Linked DNA regions of Mus musculus: regions 1 and 3 are each linked to region 2. A link is a loop called in an ENCODE intact Hi-C map of the cell type or tissue named here. Cell type or tissue: left cerebral cortex. All regions are shown on one strand. Region 1 has its middle 7.2 kb from the start of Gm12409. Region 2 holds the start of Shb (src homology 2 domain-containing transforming protein B). Region 3 holds the start of Zbtb5 (zinc finger and BTB domain containing 5).

The links. Hi-C counts contacts between places; a loop is a spot of excess contacts. Peaks named below come from ENCODE experiments on the same cell type or tissue, not always from the same donor. Only the 100,000 strongest peaks of a DNase experiment are listed, where the experiment ranks them.
Region 1: it touches region 2 in a loop (3-fold over the local background); 13 of 42 quality-filtered maps call a loop at or near these places.
Region 3: it touches region 2 in a loop (6-fold over the local background); 8 of 42 quality-filtered maps call a loop at or near these places.

The regions. Positions count from the first base shown.
Region 1 is chr4:45,767,456-45,775,455 of GRCm38, forward strand. No RefSeq gene overlaps it. Among named protein-coding and RNA genes, the nearest start is that of Gm12409, 7.2 kb to the left of the region's middle. In left cerebral cortex, a CTCF peak has its summit at 4,428 (motif pointing left); DNase peaks (open chromatin) are centred at 658 and 4,373.
Region 2 is chr4:45,526,640-45,534,639 of GRCm38, forward strand. It overlaps Shb (src homology 2 domain-containing transforming protein B), which reads right to left and starts at 4,189. Exons shown (of 6, transcript NM_001033306.1): 1 at 2,923-4,189. The coding sequence starts at 3,621. In left cerebral cortex, CTCF peaks have their summits at 1,433 (motif pointing left) and 4,135; DNase peaks (open chromatin) are centred at 2,316, 2,922, 3,388, 3,553 and 2 more places; H3K4me3 peaks cover 3,728 bases; H3K27ac peaks cover 1,310 bases.
Region 3 is chr4:45,011,768-45,019,767 of GRCm38, forward strand. Zbtb5 (zinc finger and BTB domain containing 5) reads right to left here and starts at 645. Exons shown (of 2, transcript NM_173399.3): 1 at 457-645. Polr1e (polymerase (RNA) I polypeptide E) reads left to right here and starts at 6,842. Exons shown (of 12, transcript NM_022811.3): 1 at 6,842-7,025; 2 at 7,507-7,610. The coding sequence starts at 6,905. It overlaps 1700055D18Rik (RIKEN cDNA 1700055D18 gene), which reads left to right and starts at 1,043. Exons shown (of 1, transcript NR_166789.1): 1 at 1,043-2,584. In left cerebral cortex, a CTCF peak has its summit at 4,051 (motif pointing right); DNase peaks (open chromatin) are centred at 29, 817, 1,486, 4,063 and 2 more places; H3K4me3 peaks cover 2,943 bases; H3K27ac peaks cover 1,361 bases.

The sequences.
Region 1 (8,000 bases), 240 kb after region 2:
AAACCAGACAATGGATGGCCCATGACTGAAGTGACTCCACAGTCCTTGATGGGGGTGTCCATGTTCTAGGAGCAGCTCTGTGGCTTTCTGTACCAGGTCTGTGATAACTAATGGGTCCTGGTGGCAGGGAAGGGCCTGAAGCCTAGAATACACCCTACAGTTCGGCTTTGGTGACATTGAGGGCTTTCAAAAGGTGCAGGGTGATCCTCCAGTAATGTCTGAAATCACCGGACAGGAGAGCAAAAGGCACTCTCGGGAATTAACTCCCGTTATTGGAGAAGTTCCCTCACAGCAGAGGTTTGCAGCCCTGTGCAGCCCAGCCTTCCATCAGTACCTTTGGTCCAAAGGGAGGGAGATGGCTTTCTATCCGAATCCCATCTATCCTGCACACAGCCGCCAGGCCTGGGGTGGCCTTCCTCGGCTTTCAAAGAAGAGATTTCTGCAATTCTGAGTGTAAGGCAGAGATCTCATCTGGCATGTGTCCAGGCTGAAGGGGTTGAAATTTCTGTTCTCCCCAGGGTAGGCTGGAAGAGCCTTGCCTTTGACAAGGCGGTAAAACATCTGTGTTTACAAGAGAGATAAGGAAGGAGCTGGCAGCGGTGGGCCTCTGCGGCTGTCTCTCAAAGGTGTTGCCTCGAAGCGCTCAGAGGAGAGATGCCCAGGAAGGAGCAGCCTGTGCCTGGCCCAGGGTGATGATCTCCTATTGCTGCCTCCTAGATTCCATTTCCCCTCTCCCACACGATGCAGATTCTGGCAGGGGGCCCAGCCTGGACTTGCTCATCTCACTCGGTGTTAGATGGACTGACTTGTCTGTGAACTTCATCCAACACTTAGCTTTCCATGATGATCAAACTCTTAACCCTGCCCTCCTGCTATTTCCCATTCTCTCAACAGTCACGTGGTGCCACGCCTCTTCAGCTCATTGCACAGCCTACCTTGACTGCCTTGGCTGCTCCTCCGGCTCTCACACTCCTTCATCCTAGCTGAATCCAGCTAAAAGTCTCCCGTGTTCCTAAGCATGGTCTTTCCCAGGCTTTTCCCACTGGCCAGATGCAACTCCCATCCTCTCCTGCCTGTCTTTCAAAAGCCACATGGATGACATCAATGTCTTTGTGTGTCTGTTTGTCTCATGGGCTCTGCCATGACGTAGCCATCAGTGGAAGGGAAACTCATCTTTAGGCATTAGTTTCCCTATCTGTGACAGGGCAGATGAGTTCTATACGTGACCTATACATTCATTTGGCGTCCCTTGTGGACTGTGAAGGGCAGCAAGCACCTCTGAAGACCCCATGGACCTAGCACATCGGCTATGAGAGACGCTAGAAAACAGATCTCTATACACTAGGTAATCCCCATGCTTCCAGCCAGCCAGGGATATCTACATGGGTCAGCTGGACATACTGCTATGAAACTCAGAAAATGCAGGGGAGTCGGAGGTCACCTCCTGGCCTGAAGCCTCCCTTGGCTGTTCGAGGGAAGGCAGGACTGTGGAAATGTGCGGTGTCTTCCTAGCAGGGTTCTGCTGTCTGTGCTCCACGTCCCTGGGTGCTGGCAGAAGAGCTGAAACGTCTCCTGTTAATTGTCAGAGTGAAACAGACAAAGAGAGGTGTAGAGAAAGCATGGTGCTCCACGCAGTCGGTCCTGTAACGGAGGAGGATGTTTTGTTCTTCCCAGAGCGGGACACACGGCTCAGCAGACCCTGCGGTTTTGCCACTGCAAACGAGGACCCTAACAACTGCCTGTCCCCTGAATAAAGGCTGGAGTTGCAGTGTAGTGGGCCGGGTGCTTGCCAAGCAGGCATCAAACACACGGACAAACACGAACGCCTTGGGTTTGTGTTCCCCAGTGCCACATAAGCTTGGCATGTCCGATGATGCAAGATCAAAAGCCAAGGTCACCCTGGGCTGCATAGTAAGCTCAAGGCCAGCCTACAGGAGACTTTGTTGTGAAAACAAACAAACACCACATCGAGCAGGCAAGCAAAAACCATGAAGGGGTTGGGGTGAAGCAAGCCACTTTATTCTCATTTACAAACTGACTCCACAGTTCAATTTCCCACCCACCGAGCACCTGTTCTCCCTTCTCCAAATCTTGAACTCCTGCAAGCTGCAGTTTCTCATTAGGACAGAGAACTCTCCTCTCAGCCCAGAGAGCCACCTGCTACAGGATTCTAGTAATAAAGATGAATAGTTATGTGCTGTGAGGAACTCACACCCCCCAGCCACAAAACCAGCCTGACATGCCAGTCCTGATCACACTGTGGGCCAGAGGGAAAGCCTCTGCGTCTCCAGGAAAAGGTCCCTCCTCACTACAGTGTAGTGTGTCAGGAATTTGGTGACATCTCCTGACTTTTAGAGGTAAAGCAAAAAAAAAAAAAAAGGGACTCAGAAGTGAAGTCACTTGTTCAAGGTCACACAGATAAGCAGTCAGATTTGGTTTCAAAATCAACTTGCTGTTTGAAAATGTGGCCTTAGGTGGAGGTCTCCCTTCAAGGTCACCCGGGTGGACTCCACTCTGGCAGGGCTAATGGACGATAAACAGAGGTCTGGGAGTGCTGGCAGAACAGAACTGAATTGCACCTGACACTTGAAGGTAGCTGATGGACAAGTGATTCACACCAGAGCCACAGTTTACATTGTCCCTGTAGTGGCTTCTGGGGAGTGGGGCAGGCAGTTAGAATATTCCAGTCCCAGCGGGAGGCACAGGGGCAGACTCTTAGAAGGAATTATTAACACCCAAGGAATTCCTTCGGAACAGTAGGGGGGAATAAAGATTCTTAAAAAAAAGGTCTAATAGCAAATTTTCTGGATTTTCCAGCTAATTTGAAGGTACCTACTTGGAACATTTTCTTGTCAGAAAAGATTTTAAAATACATTCATTCAGTGTGACATGATAATTGGGCCTGGCTGTCTGATGAATGCCTTTTATCTCTTCCTGAGCTATTGTTCAGTGGGATGGAGCCGATGGGCTGCAGGCTGCAGCCAGCACTTGGTTAAATGCACTCACAGAGCCACTTTCAATGATTCTGGTCACAGGAGACAGCGAGACGCGAGATGGAAGCTTATGTGAGCAAGTGTCCGGAAGAGGAGGACATTAAGTGGTTAGAGAGGGCATTTTCTCGAGGCACACATGAGAAGACCAGGGTCCAGGGAGCTGCCAGTGCCACTCAACATAGGGGTTGCATAGATCTGTGTCTCCTGAGCCAGACCCCAGGTCCCTGTATCCTACCTCTTGAGGGGGTCTGTGGAAAAGATGCAGCAGTGGGCAGCTTACGTCTGGGAGACACTGCCCGGTCAGTCCCCACCTACCCCTGACCTCCCCTGCACCAGAGACCCCGCCCTCTGAGCTGCACAGCAGGACTGGGTGGCCCCAAGGGCTGTGCTTTCCTGGTTGTGTGTTCTTAGCTCTGCCGCTTCATGGAAGCAGCTGTCTTTATGGGCCCTTTTTCCTCTTGCCTTTCACATTTTCCTTCCTTTAACCATTTTGTTTTTACAAAGGCAAATTTCCAGACCTGGCCACCTGACAGTCATCTCCACCTTTCTTTATCACCCCTAAGAAAGAGGGGTTTGTTTGGATTTTTTTGTTCTTCAACTTTACGCCATTTCTCCCCCATCCATGTTTTTCTGTTGAATTTGCTTCAGAAATTCTTTGTAGGAACCAAAGGCGCTTTAGAGCGTCTCGGAGCTTTCCATATGTTAATAAGGTGTTTGTAGAACTGTAGCTGGGGTTTCCTCCTTGTCAGAGCAGGGCTATCCTTCCTTTTAAGAGACAGCTTGTCCTCAAAAATGCCCTTCATTAACATTTAACGAATAGTACAGTTTCCGTTGGGATTAAGAAGTTGACATTTCCATTGTTTTTCTTAGAAAACAGCACAACATTAGCCATGCCCTCGAGGGACTGCATTTTCCACCAAAGTGAGATAACAAAGGCCTGGGCAAGGAGTCCTTACCTGGCTGGGTGTGTTGCTATTTAGACATGCGTGTCTGTCTGCGGCTCTTCCCGTGCATAATCGCATCTCTGCATCTGAATGTGTGTTTATGACATTTTACACGTGGCTGTGATTGTCTGCCAATAGGTAATTGGCTATGTATAAATCTGGGCTGGTGTGTGTGTGTGTGTGTGTGTGTGTGTGTGTGTACTATTCACAGTTGTGAATGTGTGCTGTACCTGACTGTGTTCATGCATACATTTGTCTGCATATGTTCTAGGGTGTCTATGCACATAGAGAGATGTGCAGACTTATGTGGAAGTGGGTGCTCTGGGTCTGGGAGTCTGTGTCCCCAGTGCCTGGGTGTGAGCTCCTGTGTGTACAGAAGTCTTTGTCCTGTTTGCTTAAGTGTTTGGGAGGCCCGAGGATGCCCAGCTTTGTGTTCAGAGCCCCTTATAAACATAGACCCAGCGCCCTCCGGTGGACGTTGTTGGAATGCAGCCACAAATAAAACAAACTGGCATGCTCAAAATTATGTCCGATTCAAAATAAGAGTTTCTGGTTATGTGCAGGGCAAAGCTTCTGGGGTTTTCCTTGAGAAAGGGTGTGTGTGTCCAGGCTTATGCTCCTGGATTAGGGTACACGCTCAACAGAGAATGAAGATAGCAGGCTCAACACAGGCAGCTGTCTCATGGTGACATTGTGAAGGGGCTCTTTTTCTGGGGTGGGGACAGGATCACTGGGCTTCCTCTCAGCCAGAAGGGTCAGAAGCGACCTCGTGTGCACACTCCTGAGAGCTTGCATGCTCTATCAGCCTCCTTGGCACCAGTTCAAGGGTATCTCTAGCCCATTGCCCCTCAGGTACCTTATAAAATCCTCCTAGTCTAGGAAAGGGGACCTTCAGCAGAGATGGTATGTATGCTTGTTTCCTATTGCTGTCAGAAAGCATGGGTCATCAACTTAGAGGTGAAAGTAGGTCACCTGTCTAAAACGGAAGAGCAGATGTAGTGGCTCGTACCTGCAAATTCATGTTTGGAAGGCAAAGACAGAAGGGCCACAGCCTGGGGACTGACTATGCCTTCAGCATGCTGGCCTTTGAGGGGACAGTCAAGATCAGAACCATAACAGCAGATTATGTAGTTGTAATAACAATACTTGCCTTATTGGGCCATTGAAGGAATACCAGGAGACAGGAGAGGGTTTGGTGCAACGACAGGGACATTCCACAGCACACATGGGGAAATTACAGGGTTTGTATTCTCTCCCTCTACTATCCTGCTTCTGAGGACAGAACCTGGGTCATCAGGCTTAGAGGCAAGAACCTTTAGTTGCCAAACTACATCACAGGTCCTGTCTTTCTAGTTTTGTTTTGTTTTGTTTTGTTTTTGCTTTTCTTCCTGGGTTCCAGGTGAGCAGGCTTCTACCACTACGTTCTATGCTGCCAACATAATAGAGCCAACTCTATTTGTCACGGGACAAAACCGTGAGCCAGAATGAACCTTCTTGGTAATCCAGAGCCTCTGCCACAGGCACAGAAGCCTGACTAACACCTCTGCCAACCGGAAATGATACTCTAGCGTCACATGCATTACACATCTCCGCAGTAGTGGAGACAGACTTTGAATCCCGCATCATCAAATCTCAAAGGCACGCTCTTCTCCACTAAGGGATATTGATATAAGACTCAAATCTCTGTCTTACAGACAAAAAACAAGGCATTTGGGGATAGTCTGACAGGCATCAATCAACGCCTTGAGAAAAATGTGTGCACGTGGTGGGCAGAGCAAGAATGTCCAATGCAGGAATAAAAACATGAAAAAGTCAAGTCTATTAAGGTTTTATAATCATTAAAATCATTCTTTAGGCATAGTCTGGAGACCATAGATAGTCCTGTATCCACCACTGTCCACAGCTGTGGAGGCATACACCTTTAATCCCAGCACTCAGGAGGCAGAGGCAGTAACATCTCTGTGAGTTCAAGGCCAGCCTGATCCATGTAGTAAGTTCCAGGACAGCCAGAGCTACTTAGTGAGATCCCACCTCAAAAAAAAGAAAAACCAGTTTCATATTCCCTTACTTCCAAATGCTGCCTGTCTTTGCCCCTGTGTTTTCCAACCCCTCCCTAGAGTCTCACCCTTTACAACCCCAGCCCAGTTTATAGCCATCCCTTCAATTTTGCCTTTTCCAGAATACTACAAATGAAAATACAGATGACCTTTTAATATTTTGGGATTTTTTTTTAGATATATTTATTTATTATTTGTAAGTACACTGCAGCTGTCTTTAGACACACCAGAAGAGGGCATCAGATCCCATTACAGATGGTTGTGAGCCACCATGTGGTTGCTGAGAATTGAACTCAGGACCTCTGGAAGAGTAGTCAGTGCTCTTAACCGCGGAGCCATCTCTCCAGCTCCCTTTTAATATTTTAAAAATCCAATTACTAATATTACATAATTCAGTGAGGTGTTGTTTACATATATTTGCACATCATTTACATGTAATTAACATGAGTGAGGGGGTATAGCGTTCCACACACAGTCATGTGACCACATGCTAGTAAGACCACATTCAAGACTCAGAACTATTCTACTACTTCAAAAAGTTCAGGGCTAGGAGGTAAGTCAGTATTTGCCTGGCGTGCACAAAGCTCTGGGTCCAGAAACTGGAAACCTGGTGTGGTGGTACCCTCCTGGAATCTAAGCACTTGGACAGTGGAAGTAGAAGCATCAGAAGTTCAAGGTTGCTGGGCGGTGGTGGCACACACCTTTAATCCCAGGACTTGGAAGGCAGAGGCAGGTAGATTTCTGAGTTTGAGGCCAGCCTGGTCTATAGAGTGAGCTCCAGGACAGCCAGGGCTACACAGAGAAACCCCATCTCAGAAGAACAAGAAGAAGAAGAAGAAGAAAGAAGAGGAAGAAAAAGAAGAAGAAGAAGTTCAAGGTTATCTCTGACTACAGAGCAAGTTTGTGGCCAACCTGGGATACCTGAGATGGGTATCAAAGAAAAAGCAGTCCCTGGGCTTTGCAACTGTAGCTCCTCTCTCTGTCTTCAGTGTCTGCTCACCGCTCCCCAGTGTGGCATTCCCAGTGAGTCGGTTCTGAACAATCTTTACACACACTGATTTGATAATATTTTCTTGAGGATTCTTTTGCATCTATATTCATGAGGAATTTTAGGCTGTAGCTATCCTTCTGTAAGGACCGTCTTTGTCTGCTCGGAGGGAGGGCATTAGGCCTCTAAAATGATAGAGAAGTGTTTCCTCCTCTTCTATTTTCTATAAGAGTTGGTGTAGGATTGGTACTCTTTCTTTCTGAAATCACTCGGTATTAGGCTCGCAGCAAAGCCATTAGAATCTGGGGTTTCCTTTGTTGGAGGGCCTTCAGTTTTGAATTCACTTGTGCAGCCGGTGTAGGGCTTTTCTTCTCGGCTTCTTCAGAGAAGCTTTGGTGGTTTGTGCCTTCCAAAGAATTGGCCCTTTTCATCTACGTTATTAAATTCATGAGAAAAGTCGAGGGGGAGTCAGGGCTGGATTAGCCAAACACACGTGTGAACCACTCACCTGAGGAGACACTGAGAACAAAGAAGAGAAACCATGGCCCAGGAAATGATCAGAAATTCATGACAAGTGTAAGGAATTTCTGAAAGGAAACAGATTATTAAAGGTACAATTATGCACAAAGACGTGAAGCAACAGAAGCCTGACTCTAAAAAAAAATCAGAAATCGCAGAAATGTCAAGGAGACTGAATGTGCTTATTCTCTTGATAGGAGAGAGATCATGTGAATAGTGTAAAAACATGCAGAGCGAATCTAGAAAGCAATGTAACAAAATAACACTTAGTTGTCTATAGAGGATTTTTCTTCTTCTTTTATCCAAATCTTCGGGGTGTGTGTGTGTGTGTGTGATATGAGTGTGTGTATTTTGTGTGAGTGTGTGTGGTGTGTACGTGAGTGAGTGTGTATGTTTGTGTGTATGTGAGTATGTATGTGTGTGAGAGAGTGAGAGAGTATATGTGCATGTGTGTGTGTGTGTGTTTGAGACAAGGCTTCATGTAACCCAGGGTATCCTC
Region 2 (8,000 bases):
CCCACACAAGACCCGTACAAGATCAAGCCAGTCAATAACCATTCCAGCATGGGTCGGAGGTCGCTGGGGAGCTACTGGCAGCTCTTAGGGAAGCTTGGGGGAGCAGGGGTTGCAGTGGGGGGTGCAGCTGGTACTTTGCCCATGCCCATACAGGCAGCACTAATTTGACTCAGTAGGTGATTTTTTTTTAAAAAGGAGATTAAGGTAGGAACAGCAAGTGTGTGTGTGTGGGGGGGGGGTAGAGAGGGAGTGGGGAGCAAAGAGTGGGCGTGATCAAGATACATTTGCATCTATGTAGAAAGCTGTCAAAAAGTCTATAAAAACAAATGTGTGTAGGGCTTTAAGAAGTTGCAGAGGAGGGGTGAGGATGGAGGTCCTTTGGTAGAATTGCTTACTTAGCATTACAAAGCCCTGGGTTCAATCTCCAGAACTGCACAAAACTAGATGTGGTTCATACCTGTAATCCCCACTGAGAAGTGGTGACACATGCCTTTTATCCCAGCTCTCCGGAGGCAGAGGCCAACCTGGTCTACAAAATGAGTTCCAGAACATCCAGGGCTACACACACACAAAAAAAACCCTGTTTCTAAAAACAGGAAGGAAGGAAGGAAGGAAGGAAGGAAGGAAGGAAGGAAGGAAGGAAGAGGGAGGAAGGGAAAGGGGGACTGAAGCCCATCTTTGGCTACCTAGTGACTAGGGTCAGCATTGTTTTAGTCTTATCTAGAAAGTAAATAAAGCAGTGTCCAAGCCAGCCTTCCAAGCCAGCCAGCCTTCCAGGACACTCTGTCTTGCAACCACTCCCTTGCTGCCTCTCTTTCTCATGACAGAAGGAACATCTGGTAACATCCTCCCTTGTCTCCCAGAAGAGACCACTTTTAAAAGATCAAAGCTTCAACATGAGAAAGGAAAACCATCCCTGAGAGAGTGTTTCTTTAAAACTGTATCTCTTACCACCATTCAACTCAGTTTACCTTCCTTGGCCCAGGCCCTGCAGCCCCTCTCCGGTCCTGTCCAACTCTAACCTCTCCGTTCCAACCACATAAGACTTCATACCTGCAGTTCTCTAAGCACCAGACACTTCTCCAGCCATCCCCTGATCACTCCTGGCTCCAGGTCAACAATGGAAACCCCATTTAACACCAGGCCCCATCACAGGGTGCCCTCTGTCACAGCACTCAACACAGACATACCCTGCTCAGGATCCCCCTTCCAGCACCTGGAAGAGGAGAGCAAAGACCCATGGGAAATATTGTGACAATGTAGCCAAGTCTTAGGCACACTTGACATTCCAGCTACAAAGTATGATTACTATGCATCTGTAAGTCTTAACTCTAATTGGGGGGAAAAATGTTTACAACAAATTTGAAAGCCACACAAAGATTTCTGAGAGCAGGCTGAACCACAAGCAGTAAACAAGGAAAGTCTGCCCCCTGGGGGGCAGTGGTCTTGGGCAACTAGGGATGCTGAGTCAGGTGAGGTGGGCTGCAAACCTCTCTGGAAAGCTCTCTCCTCACTTTCATATGGAAAAGCTCAAAGCTCACCCAGTGAGCCCACCACATATGAAGCTGCAGGAAGCTTGACTTCCAGAAAACATCAACCACAAGCCCAATAGCTCAGCTCTTCTCAGGGACATCTCTCCTCTTGTACCCTTGGTGACTGTATGAGTCACCAGGGCTTCCAGCTCTCTGTTCTCAGTGTGGCATCTTGGATACTTGGGAAGCACAAAGAGTATGCGTTTCCAAGGTGTGTGCCCACACCGTTCCTGGGGACATAGGCTCCTTCAGGCTGCTCATACCATCCATCCTGGGCAGACAATGCAGGATGACCCCAGGGAGACCAGACAGGCAACTTTTTCAGGAGGGCATATCCTTCCTCACCTCTCCCATAAAGCAAAAAGAAGCCTTGCCAAGCACCCGCTGACAGGTAGGAAATGTCTCCCTGCTAGGCTAGCCAATCTCTATCAGTCCAGGCAAAAGTTTGAGCTTGCAAGGAGAGTGTGGGGAAGAACGCAGGCAAAGCAGGGGCCGGCCAGCCAAGCAACCCTGCCGTGAAGATCTCTCACTGGGCCTCAGATTTAATCAAAACACTGCCTCAGCGAGAAGTGGGCAGAACAAGTATTTTATGGGGGAAGGGAGGTTAACTCAGGAGTGTGAAGGGAAGGAAGAGTAGAGGGGCCTGCCTGTAATTAACTCCCTTGTTATGAAGCAGGGAACAAGATGGCCTGATAGATTCGGCAGGGGATTGCCACAAAGGCTTCTCATTCCCGAGACGGTACTACAGGGATGGAATCAGGAAAGAGAATGAAGTGGGCAGAGAAGGGTCTCTTTTTAGCAGACTGCCTGCGGAGCTGGGGAGAGCGGGTGGGAAAGGCCAGATGGGTAAATTCTCTGGGAGGACGAACCTTAACACCGGAAAAGCCTGCATGGGGGTTCCCAATATCGCTCTAGTACAAAAGGCCGCTTGGCTTCGGAAACCTGGCACGCAGAGTGGGACGTTTAGAAGCATTTACACACATACAGATATTCTGGGACAGCCAATAAGGAAATCTACGACCCGGAGATTCCCTTTCCCATTCTAGACCTCAATTCCCATCTGCATCTGGGAGGGGGACCACTACAGGGACCCCGGGGTAAACGAGAGTAAATGCTCTTTTAGGCCAGCCGCTGCTAACTTTACTGGGGGAGCCGGAAGGGCTGGCTGGGTCTGTCTTCTGGGTAGTTAGACGGGGTGCTCTCGCTCTGGCTCTGGGATCCGCAAGGGTGCGTTTGGGGAGCAGGAACCAAAGAGTCGGAGTCTAATCACCATCTGGCAAAATGAGCGCTGTAGCCTAGACCCCAGGATGCCAGAGCAAAGTTGATGCAAGGGATGGGAAACGTGGCAGTGCCTCAGTTCCCCAAGCGCACCAATAGCTTTGGAGCTTACCTTATCTTTCTGACCAGCTCCGGTCTCCTCGGCGGAGCACTTGTTGAGCAGTTTTTTGCCTCCGCAGGTCGTCGGGCTCCAGGTACGGCCGCCAGAGCACACGCCTCCCGGAGGGTCCCCCGCAGCGCTCGCGCTCTCCACTTTGATGAGTCGGTGCTTAGGGGAGATGTAGCGCACCTCCGCCGGCGTCGTCGGCCGCCGCTCGCTGCTGCTGCGGTAGAGGTGCGGGGAGCCGGAGGATGAGGACGAGGACGCGGCGGCGCCCGCTCCCGCCGCCGCGCAGCAGCAGCCCGCAGCTCCCGCTGCCGCCGTGAAGGCGCGCTGGCCCCCGCCGGGGTCCCCGCCGCCGCCGCCGCCGCAGTAGTCCAGGCGGCACATAGCTCGCAGTTTGCGCAGCGACGAGCCCGGCCCGTTGTACGGGTCCTCGAAGTCGCGCTCCTTCTGCGCGCGGTAGGCGCGGATGAGGTCACTCGTGCTGCCGCTGTCGTCGGGCAGAGAGCCCGACGAGGCCGAGAAGCAGGCGGCGGCCGACCCACAGGACGCCGAGGACGCCGAGCAGGCCTGCGGCACGGCCTGCGGGGGCTGCTCTCGTCGCTCGCCCCGGCGCCGCTGCTCCCGGTAGTCCGGCCTCGGCGGCTGCGGCGGACTCTTAGTCTTGCTGTTGCCCAAGCTGAAGTACTTGTTCAGCCACTTGGCCATGGCGAAGGGCCGCCTAGGGCCGCGGCGCGCGAGCCCGGTCCGCCGCCGCGGCCATTCGGGGGACAACGCTGTCGCCCAGTCCCGCAACGCCCCTGCCCCGGTGGGGGGCGTGCGGGGCACCGGTCGCCAAGTTCAAGTTCTCGCAGCCGCCGCCTCCTGCCGGCCGCCGCCTGGCTCCGGCCGCTGCTGCACAGCCCTCCGCCCCTGCCGCGCGCCGACCGAGCTTTGGATCTCGCGCCCCGCACAGACGTGTCTCATAGGGACCCGGGCCGCCTAGAGCGGAAGGCCAGGCGCCCCCCGCCGCGCACGCCCGCACCCAGCGCCCCCACCCTCGCGGAGCGCGCCCCTGCCCCGTGCGAGCCGCGGCCAGCTGCGGGCTTCTCGAGTGCACGGGGGCGAGCCCGGCCCCACTGCGGGTCGGAAAACAAGCGAACGAATGAGGGAGGCGGCCGGCGCCTGGCGGAGCCCGCGCGCCCCTGCCCGTCCCGGCGGCGCCTGGCTCTGCCGCTGCCTCTGCTGCCGCCTCCCGAGCCGCCGCGTGTGTGACACTCGGCCGCCAGAACCCGCCCAGCGCCGCGGCCCCGCCCCTTCCCGCAGGCCCCACCCCTCCGCCAATGCCACGCCCCTCCTAGGCCACGCCCCCGCGTGCAGCCAGGAACCTCCTCACGACTGCACGAGCCACCTCCTGCGGCCGCCTGGGCGCCAGCTCCGGGGTCCTGCCCTAGGGCGCCCGCGTCCTGCGGCTTGGCAGGCCGTGCCTCCCTCCAGCAGGGACTGCGGCTCTTTGAAGCCAAAGCAGTCAGCACAGTCCCTGGGGGCCCACGCGCCGTGCACTCTAGGAATGGATGTCCACCATCGAGGTGGTAGGCAGGCTGGACTAACGCACGACCTCTAGTTGACCGAGAGGACCATGCAGAGGAGATGCCCTAAAATGAGAGAGTGGCTGTCCCTCTTCTCTTTAAAGGGACAGAGACTCCGGTTCAGCTTTTCCGGCGCCGGGTCTTCGGAAAAACTCTTTATGCTAATGAGTGTATTAGCAATCCAGATGACGGATCCGGACGGGATAGGCGGCTGGGACCAGGCGGGGCACCAATCCCTGAGCAAGGCTAAGGGGAGGTCGGACTGTTTGCTTACCTTTTCACCTTCTAGGAAGTGGGGCTTTAACCCTGTTCACTGCCAACCTAGTGGAACCAGCTATGTAAACATTTAACGCTTAAGGTTGCCGGAGCTGGCGAGACTCTATTTAATCCAGAGACAGTTTTCCAGATGGAGAAACTGAGGCCCCGAGGTAGATTATACATGGATGACTAGGATCTGGTGGCACTGTGATGATGTAACTTAAGACAATGGAGTTATTATCCAAACGTGAGGAAACCCAGGCCAAAGGGGGGTAGCTTTCTGAGTCTGCTCTCAGAGGGGGTAGCAGGAGCCTTGTCAAGAACAAAATACTGCCTGAAAATGAAATAAGATATCTGCCTTCTAGATGTTAGATATGTTTGGAAGTTCTATTTGGCCAGCCCCACCCCCCATCCCCCTTGAGTACCTCTGAGCTGAAACCGTCCTTCAGAATGGTGATTTGCCAAAATAACACACTGTGACCGTAATTTCACCTGTCACCTGTACATTATATATAGGTTGGACACACTGTTTTTCCTGTGTCCTGTAGGAACAGTAACCTATCGAAGTAGAGAGCAAATCCAGGATCTGCTAGTACTGGAGGTCAGACTCTCATCCTGAGACTTCGGGACCTGGTAAGGCACAATGTGACCTCTTCCAAACTCTCCCTGCGACCTACCAGACTCAGGCTCCAGCGACACCACACTAGAAAAAGGCAGACCCATGACTCCGAAGGCTCCAATCTATCTGCTCAGCCCCACGTAGTCAGACTACTTGCCTCTCTCGTTCCCTAAGACCACTTGAATTTCCCAAACCCCACTGCTACCTGAACCCCAACAATCTCCGATAACATTCCCACTTATTTCTTACCTGAGACCTATTCATTTAGCATCCTTAGGAAATAGTCTTAAACTCTGCACACAGGACAAGGCTGAACGTTTGGTGTGTGGAGCATAGATAGGGAGAGACCCCAGAAGTTGATGCTGAGATGCTTATTTTGGGTATCCCTACACTTATATGTCTCAAATTACCCTTTAAATCCTTGCTCTGCTGCGCAAGCACTTAATCATGCTGCATGGAGGGAGGCCCCAATTAAGGGGAAAAAACCTGACCGACCAGGACATCCTCGTTTTAAGCCCCACCCCCGTCCCGCCCCCTCCCTCCAGCTTCTAGGCTCAGGAAGGAAAGGAAGCCAGATCCTGGCAGTCAGCCAGGCCACCTGGGCCAAGAAAGTCCTCCCCAGGGTCTGGAGGCCTGTTCTCTGCTCCCTGCATGTGTGCTGCACATGGAAACAGTATCTTGCTTTTCTGAAGGTTTAGGAAGCGAAGTTGTATTTCACAACTTATTTTTTTCACATTCTGCTTTCAGCTGGCCACAGAGTCAGAGTTGTCGCTCCTGTAAGGTTTCTTCTGGGCTATAATTTGCAAGCCAGAATTATTGTAATGCTATAGTATTATGCCAAGAGCTTCCAGAGTCCCTGTGTAACTGCCTGGCCCCTAAACACTGTATATAATTAACCCCAGTCAGTATCCCTGCAATCTGATCTTATTCCTGGTTTACAGATGGGGTGGCTGGCCTAAAGTGGTATTTACTTGATACAAGCAAGATGTCTCTGGGTGTTTTCCTTTGCGTATAGAGACACACCTTCAGAGATGGAGTCAGAAATAGTAATTCTGAAGAGAAACATAAAATCTTCAGGAAGATAATGGAGAAGCATCCTGCCTTGTGTTTCAGGGAGACAGATGCTTGTAGGAAAATCATCAGAGTAGCCAGAAGATGAGCTCTCTCTCTCCAGTCACAGCTTCCAGGATTCACAGAGGAGAAACTGGGACCAGTGGCAGAGAAACAGTCAAGAGGAACTGCTGTGGGGCTGGTGAGATGGCTCAGTGGGTAAGAGCACCCGACTGCTCTTCCGAAGGTCCGAAGTTCAAATCCCAGCAACCACATGGTGGCTCACAACCATCCGTAATGAGATCTGACTCCCTCTTCTGGAGTGTCTGAAGACAGCTACAGTGTAATTACATATAATCAATAAATAAATCTTAAAAAAAAAAAAAAAGGAACTGCTGTGATTGATAGCCATTTTTCTGGTTGTCACAAACCCCACCCTATGTCATGCTGTAAATAAAGCCTCCCCCCTCCCCCCAGTGTCAGAGACCCATAACAGGACTTCAGGACTTCATACTTGCTCTACTGCCAAGTTCTACTGCTAACCCCTGGTTTGACATTGACACCTCCTTTGACAGGTTTGGCATTGTCCCCTCCTCCCTGCACTGCCCCCAGTTCTCTTGGAGGATGGGGTAGGTGAAGATAGCCATATTTCAGTTTCTGCTCCATCTCTGCTTCCCCCATTAGACCCAGGGCAAAGGGCCAAACGTGGCAGCTGCTTTTTCTGTCCCTCCTAGCACCAGGACAAAGAAAATGACATTTGTAGAGAGGCTCCAAAGGATGTTACCAACTCAAGGGGTTCATCTATTCCTTATATAAAACACCATTCAGTCCACTGGCAGTCACTCTTTCAATTTTTGTTGTTTGTGGCAGGGTCTTAGATACCTCAGGCTGGCCTCAGATTCATAAACTCAGTATGCTGGTGTCACTAGCCTCAAATTCCTGTTCCTTCTGCCTCCATCTCCCCAGTGCTGGGATAACAGGTGTGGACTAGCACACCGGCCTTCTCTGTCTTTCTTTTAGGGGAGCAGGGTCTTACTATGTAGCCCTGGTTAACATGGACTCCCTATGTGGATCAAGCTGGCTTTGAACTTGACACACTTTCCTTGCTTTGGCCTCCCAAGTACTGAATGTGCACCACCATGCTTAGATAGTTTTTCAGATATTTCTGGCCATATGAGGCCTCAGAGGCACTGGGACAATTCAAATATCAGTTTTGTGTCTTCCCAGTAATTGAAACAAGGCAAGACAAGGGCAGGGCAGGAGAATGGCTAGAGAAGACCGTGGTAGAAAGAACTTCTTTGAAAAGATACCTGGGATTACATTGAAGAATGAGTGACATTTTGATTTTTTTTCTTCTTAAAGACAGGGCATCATGTAGTTCAGGCTGGCCTCAAATGCGCTATTTCTGAATTCTTCTCCCTGCCTCCTTTTCTCAAGTACTAATATTACAAGGGTGCCAATGTAGGTGACCACTGTCTTTATGAACAGGCCTCAAGGACCTCACCCTTCACTTGCTCAGTGTGGAGCCTATAGTCTTTCCCCCTGTTTAGCTCGCTTAGACCTTCTGCAATGGCTCTTGGATGGTGAAGGCA
Region 3 (8,000 bases), 510 kb before region 2:
ACAGCTTATGGCCTTGCTCTGATGAAACGAAACCTCATCGCTCAGGAGGACCCAGGGCAGGATCAAGAGAGCCACTCGCCTCCATCCCGCAGGGCAGCCGCTCCTCGGCTCATCCCGCTAGGATGCAGATCCCGAGCGCGGGTTCCCACAGCATCCCGAGAGGCTCCATGTCCAGCAGCAGATCTGCAGGGCACTAGTCCCTGCCCACCCCGCACCGACAGCCGGGCGTCGGGACACAGGGGACGCCTGCGCACAAGAACTGAGCTACCACCCTCCTGGCCCCACCGAGGCGAAGGGTAACAATACCCCTCAGCAGTAAGACAGGGTGGACAGGCGGCCCCGGAACGGCTGCGCGCTCCCCGATGCCTCGGCGCGCTCCCGGTGCACAACCGCCTGCACGTGAGCGCGCCCCGCGCGCGCGCGCCCAGGCCACTCTAGCTGATAGGGTCGCCTCACCTGAGCCGGGCTCCGCCCCCCTTCTCCTCGCAGGAGGAGGCGGTGGCCCTCCTCCGCTCGGACCGACCCTGAGGAAGGAGGCGGGAAGGTCCAGACTGGCTTCCCCGGCTGTGACTTCCGCCCGCCCCGCCCCTCGCTCCCGGCTCCTTCAGCCCGTTCGCGCGGTTCTTTGAGGACCCGGCGGAGGCCTACAGTAAACGGATGTGAGGTACCCATGTCACCGCCTCCACAGGCCTCCAATGGCCAATCATCAGGAGGGCGGGGCCACAGTAGGAGTGACGTTCTGAAAATCTGACCAATCCGCCATCCCAGGACCCCGGCTGTGTTTACTACCACAGCATCCGTGAGCGCTCTGACCAATCACAATTTGCCTTACAGCCCGTAAAACTGTTCTCAAAGATCTTTGAAGGCGGGACTTATCACTTAGCAACACCAGGTTTGGCCTGTAGAAAAGCTATTTTATGTCACGCCCAATCAGAACTCAGCATGAATAAGGAAAGCTAGTGTTTTCCGTCTACTTGAGCCAATCGCAATGACTACTGCCAGCCCTGAGTCCCTCCATTGGCTCGCGCTGACTGTGACCTGGAGTCTGAAGGACAGGTGACTTCCTCTCGCTGTGAGCTGGAGATTACTTCTAACTTGTAGGTTTGAGAAAAGATGTAAACGGAACCCCAAGAAGCCGAGTGAGACGAATGGCGAGCTTCACAATGAGTAGGAAATGCCGTCGGTCTAATGGTGGTTGGGTGGATCGTCGCCCGCATCGCGTCTCAGTTGCCCAGACGTCCAGCATAGCAACGGGAGGGTCGGAACTCAGTCCGACGTGTGCCCACCAAGCCATCAACTCCAGAATCAAGTTTACAGTCGCCACCACCTTAAAACTTCAGGGCTCAGCCCTCTTATCAATGCCGCAAAAGAGTCTGCTGGACCGGGTGGGAAAGAGGAAGGCCCGGCTGCCGCCTTGGCCTCTTGCGGTATACCACCGAGCAGTAAAATCAAGATTATGTGTTCTAGATAGCTTTCCTGTTACTTTGATAAAACTGAACAAAGCAGTTTGGAAGAGGAAGTGTTTACTGGGCTTATCACCATGGTTTCGGAAAGTCCTGGGAAGAATTCAAACAAACCGTAGACTAAAGCTACCTCCTGGCTTGGGCTCAGCTGTCCTTGTGCTCAGTTCACGCCTGCGTGAGAATGGACAGGCCACAAGGGATGAGCCCTACTAAGTCAATTAATAAGCAAGCAATCCCTTTTCCCAAGTGAAGGATAGTATAAAATTCTTAGTTGGTTCACAAGCTAATAGGGTTTCCTAGGGCTTCATCCATCCTTAGTTTGCACCAGTTCCCAACCCCAATAAACCCATATAAAAACCACACAATCCAGTTATAAATATAAGCTATGTACCTAGACTGGACAGCTCTAGCACTGTGCTAACTTATTCCCCAGCTGCGAGACCCTTTGCTATTTGCAGTTTCTCCTGGCCACGTGGTTCTGCTCCTCCTCTTCTTCAGTCCTCTCCCCTTCCCTTCTCCTCTCTACCTGTCCCTACTCTCCAAGACCTCCCACCTCTCCCCTCCCCTGCCCAATTACAGGCCTCAGCCTTTATTGACCAGTTAAAATGGGGAAGAGGATGCCCTCAATACCCTCCCCTTTCCCTCATCCCAGTTTCCTTTCCAGATTAACCCTTTAGCTCCTGACATTCTCTCCCTTTTCTACCATCCACTCCCACTACAAAATGTTTTTTAAGAGAGCATACAGAGCCGAATACAGTAGAATAATAATTACACAAAAATAGAACCTGGTGTGGTAGCTCACACATTTTATCCCAGTACTGGGAGGCAGAAGCAGATGGACCACTATGAGTTTGAGTTTGAGACCAGCCTGGTCTACACAATGTGTTACAGACCAAGCAGGATTATATAGTAAGACCCTGTTAAAGAAGAAAAAGTGCATATGCACAGAGATAAACCCAAGAGATGAAACAGAATGTTAGCAATGGCTCTCTTAAAGGGATGTGAGATTATGGGTTACTACAATTTTATTATCCATAGTTTCTGTGTTTTATACTAGTATACATCCAATATGTGTTATTTTGGTAATTGTTTTAATGATTTAATAAATGTCATGAAAATGAGAACACTTATATGTTTAACAAGATTTAATATAAAGCACTGATTCTTTTTTTTGTTGTTTTTGTTTTTGTTTTTTGAGACAGGGTTTCTCTGTATAGCCCTGGCTGTCCTGGAACTCACTTTGTAGACCAGGCTGGCCTCAAACTCAGAAATCTGCATGCTTCTGCCTCCCGAGTGCTGGGATCAAAGGCGTGTGCCACCACCGCCTAGCTCTTTGTTTTTATTTTAAATTTTTTTGCCATGTTTCATTTATTACTGTTATTGTTGTACGTGTGTGTATGTGCACATGTGCATGCATGCAGGTGCCTCAGCACATAGAGAAAAGCTTGCTGCAGTTGTTTCTGTCTCCGCTTTGATGTTTATAGGGGTTGAGCTCAGTTGCTAATCTTTCACAGCAAGTGCCTTTTCCCACGGAACCACCTCATTGGCCCCAATTCATCTTTTTATTAAAGAATATTGCAAGAATGTTGTGACTTAACATTAACAAAGTTAAAAGCATCAATTTAGCAAAGTCACCTTTGTTGTTCTCTGTTGTGAGTGTGGGTACACACCTATATCCTGACTATCAGCAGAAGAATGAAGGGGAGTTCTAGTTCTGAGTTAACCTGGGCTACTTGCTGAGTGTAAGGGTAGCCTTAAAATAAGAACCTATCAAAGAAAAGTTATTGTTTTGTTTACTGCTATTCCAAAGTTATCAAGAAGTATAAATATGTGGAAATGAACACAATCAGGCAAATACTAGGAAGCCAACATTCCACTGACCCATTAGAGGCCAGCCTGATCTATGGAGTGCATTGAGGCCAGCCAGGGACATATACCAAGACCCTGTCAGTAAATAACTAAATAAGAGCACATAGTGGTCTGTAGGGCGGGGAGTTGAGGATGGACTCTCTGCTCTGTGCAGCTTGCTGGCAGATTGGTACTGATGCATGTGGGACATCAGATCTAGGTATAGTGGTGTATGGCATCCCAGAGGATGAAAAAGAACTGTTTTTAAGTGTTGGTGTGTGAGAAACAACAGAGTGCTGGGAGGAGTTGTTGAAGCTGGTGAATGGAAAGCATAGGAGAAAGAAAAAGCGGAAGAAGAGGAAGAGAAGGGATTTTTGCAAGCCTCTGGCACAGGAACATGGTTAATCTCTCCATGGCCCCAAAGATCAGAGCTTCAGTTAGGGATTGAAGCTGTAGCAGATTTAGCTCCGTGCAAAGGAAACAAACAAAAATCCATCCACTCTGAAGTTAGCCTTACAAAGACTTGCTCAGGCAGCCTGCATCGACTGAGAAAGAAGAGAAAGGAAGAAGAGAGGAGAAGACAGAAGATCAAGGTGACACAGAAGAGGAGAATGGGAGAGAGATGTTGGTGCAAGAAAGGAAGCGGAGAAATAAGATGAACAATGGTTGGTTTCTGAGCTCTGGGTAATCCCTGCAAACCAGGCTCTCCCTTGCATTTCCTCCTCCATCGGCAATATCCTGAAACACCAGCAGATGGAGATATTGCCCTAGAAAACAGGAAAAGTTTCAGCCCCACCCCCAACTTAAAATTCAAATTTTCCTTTTCTTAAAAACACACTCAAAGAGAATGCAAGATGTTTCTGAATTTCCAAACTAAATTTAAGAAGCAAAGATTCTTATGGTAAAATTTACTTACTTTTGTTTGTTTGGTTTTTTGAGACAGGGTTTCTCTGTATAGCCCTGGCTGTCCTGGAACTCACTTTGTAGACCAGGCTGGCCTCGAACTCAGAAATCCGCCTGCCTTTGCCTCTGCTGGGATCAAAGGCGTGTGCCACCACGCCTGGCTAATTTTACATACTTTTAATAATTCATGCTTTTAATCCCAAAGAAGGCCACTGTAAATTTTTGACTTTAGATTGCTACTTGAAAAAGGTTCCTAACATTCTTTCTGTCCCAATTCAGTTATTATTTAATGTATACATATATGTATGTTGTCCGTGTATTTTTGACGACTGTCAGCTAATTGAGCAACGTTGGGATGCACTACAATTCTGACCCAGCTGGCCCATGGGTAACCCTTCTTTTTCCCAGACAGAATCTCTATCTTTTGCATCCTTGCCTGTGGTAATTCTGGGAATCCTCCTCACTCTCTTACCAGTAAGAAAGCAGCCAGTGCAGAGGACTTCCAGTGACTATGCCATCCTGGCAAAGAGGTGCCCCAAAAGGGAACCACTCTGGTGTAACAGAGCTTCCCAACTTTCAACTATACCCACCTCACATGCTGATTTCCAGATGATCTGATGGATTCAGAAGTGAAAGAAAAGAAAGAAACGTTCTGGCTGGGTGTGATGGTGCATTTATGTAGTCCCAGCACTTTTGGCGGGGGTGGGGGGGTGGGGTGGGGAGATCATAGTCACCCTCAGGCACAGAGTAACCCCAGGTAGTGATGTTGCCATTTCACCATTTCAAGGACCATGGTGCTTTGAATAGCAAAGCCATAGTGTCCCTGTGCTAGAGAGGGGTCGAGACGCCATCACTTGGTTTCTGGGAATTGAACTCAGGACCTCTGCTTGCTCCTCTTGCTGGCCCCGTTTGCTCCAGCCCAAAGAGTTATTTATTACTATAAGGAAGTACACTGTAGCTGTCTTTAGACACACCAGAAGAGGGCATCAGAGCTTATGTGGTTGCTGGGATTTGAACTCAGGACCTTCAGAGGAGCAGTCAGTGCTCTTACCGGTTGAGCCATCTCTCCAGCCCTCTTTGGCACCTCTTAACTTCCATACAAGTGTCCATTTTTATGTAGCCAGTGAACATATACATAGTATCTATTATGTATAAACCCTATGCTAACTTGTTGCAAGAACATTAGTATTTCTGAGGTGCGCTCCCTGACTTAGTTAGGCTCCAAGGATTGATGACCTGGTCTACTCTATTACCTACCCTTTCCTTCATTCGCTCATTTTTAAATTTTATTTTACATTGATTTATTTTGTGTGTGCATGCAGATGTATGCTACCGAGTAAGCTCTCTTCTTCCACCAGGTGGGTCCTAGGAAGACCATCAAACTTGGTAGCAAGTGCCTTTATCCACTGAGCTTTTTCCAGACCTCTCACTCAACATTTGCTGAGGTCCCCCCCCCCCCCACTTTTTTTTTTTACAGGACCTTTCAGGAGTTGGAGGTGCAGAAGTGAAAGAAATGAAATAAACTTTCTTTCTGGCTGGGTGTGATGGTGTGTGTATGTAATCTCAGCACTTGGCAAGAGGATGGGGAGTCACCCTCAGGCACAGAACAAGTGGAGTTTGAAGACAACCTGAGCCCAAAAGGAACAGAGACCTCAGTCCCTTCTTCCTCCTTTCATCCTTGACCACCAGATGAGCAGTTTTGCTTTACCATACATTCCCTCTTGGGACCCAAATAAATTAATAATTTAAAAAGTGAAATGTTTCTAATAGGCTCTACCATTCATTACTAACCTCAAATAAACTGAGTATGGAAAAGATTCTGACAGAAGGGGGGATGACTAATTAGTTAACTAAGTCCTTTTATATTCTTTTTTCCTTTCTGGAAAGAATCAATAGAAAATCACTGGGTAGAGTCAAAGAAAGTGTAACCTTCCAACCAAAGAGTTGTGACAGCTAGAAGCAAAGTATAATTTGTGTGTATGTGTGACAGTTCTCACTTGAACTTGCCTCAAATTCATGGCAGCCCTGCTCTTAAATGCTGGGATTACAAGTGTAAGGCTGCAACACGGTTTCTGACAGGCTCTTTTAGCTGAAAAGGCAGTATCAAGGCCGTTGGGGAAATTGAATACTACAAGATTACATGGTTGAATCACTGTTAGCTCTCTTATTTGGGTGGCTGCATTGAAATTACTCAGGGAGAAACCCTACATTAGTCAGTTTTTTTCTATTACCTTAACAAAATATGTGAGACAAAGCTGGTGGTCTAATCTCCGTGAATTTGAGGCCATTATGTTTCACAGAATGAGTTCCAGACCAACCAGGATTACACACATGGTGATAGCCGGCCTTAAACGACAATAACAACACAAAATGAAGACAGCTCATAAAGAGGAACGGTTTCTTTTATTTTGGTTCACAGTTCTGGAGATTTTGGTGTGACTGGTCCCACAGCTTAGAGCCTGCGGTGAGCAATACAACACAAAAGTGAAGCTGCTCTCCTGGAGGTCCGAGACGAAAGGGGAGTTACTGCATCCTCCTGCAAGGGGGAGGGTGTGATCCTCAAGGGAAAGAACCAAAGAGTGGGCGGGGACGCGATCCAGTGAGGGGCGTGGCCTTACTGCTGGTGTACCCTGGGCGGGGCCTAGAATGTCACTTCCGGTTTTTGAGTCCGCGTGTGAACCGGCGAGCTCATGGCTACTCTGGAGTCTCCTGGGATGGATGACCAGGCTGGAGACACGGAGACAGAGGCGCTACAGAGTGCAAGGTGGCTGTACTGTGGAGAGCCCGACGACAGGCAGAAAGCTGTGCTGGGTAAAGACCGCCGACCCGGAGCGGAGTTCCGCGTAATCCTTTCCGCTTCTGTCTGGGTACCACGGTAGCCCACTGCCTGCAGCCGGGACAGGTTCCCTGCCACCATCACCTTTTCCCTCCGCATTCATCTATCGTCACCACTTCGGACTCGTCTCAGGGCAGTGCCCAGGGACCTGACATCTCCACAGCTCTCTCATTTGCCCTTTTCCCCCCTCTACGGAGCAGAGTTTCCTCTCTTGCCAGTTAATGGCATTTCCTCAGTCGTTCTCTTTTGTCACAACCCCTGCCCAGAGGTCACTTCCCCTCCCCTCCTCCATCTCCCTCTTTAGAACTGGACCAGGGCTTTCTTCATACCCCCCCGCCCCCCGAAAGTCGGACTTAAGCTCCCTTGCCTTCACTACCGGCGTCCAGCCACAGTGCAGGTCTCCCCATCCATACCCTGCTGGTCCTCGCCTCTTATTCTTGGCTTACACTCTTACAGTCCAGTTCTCCAATGGGAAGCTGCAGAATCCGGGCGACATGCGCTTCACCTTGTACAACAGCACCGACTTAGTAAACCCCAGGCAGAGGAGTCACCGGATCGTGGTAAGTGCTTGCTGGTACAGATGGTCTGGGCTCTGCAGACCTCAAAAGGTTCTTGGTGTGGGCAGACATGGGAGACCTGGCCTGGGGGGGAGGAAAGGAGGAGTAGCAAATGAGACTCTGGCCCCACTGAGGAGCAAGATTTTGGGCTTTTCACTTATATGGGCTTTATCTTTCCAGACAGGGTTTCTTCCTGTAGCCCTGGCTATCCTGGAAATTACTATATAGACCTGGCTGGCTTTGAACTCAGAGAATCACCACCTGTCTCTGACTCCGTAGTGCTGGGATTAAAGGTGTGCAGCACCACCCACCCCTGGCTTCATAAGTTGTCCCCCTACATGACCTTATTGAACGTTCACCATGTCCTCATGCCGCAGGCTAAGGAAGCATCTT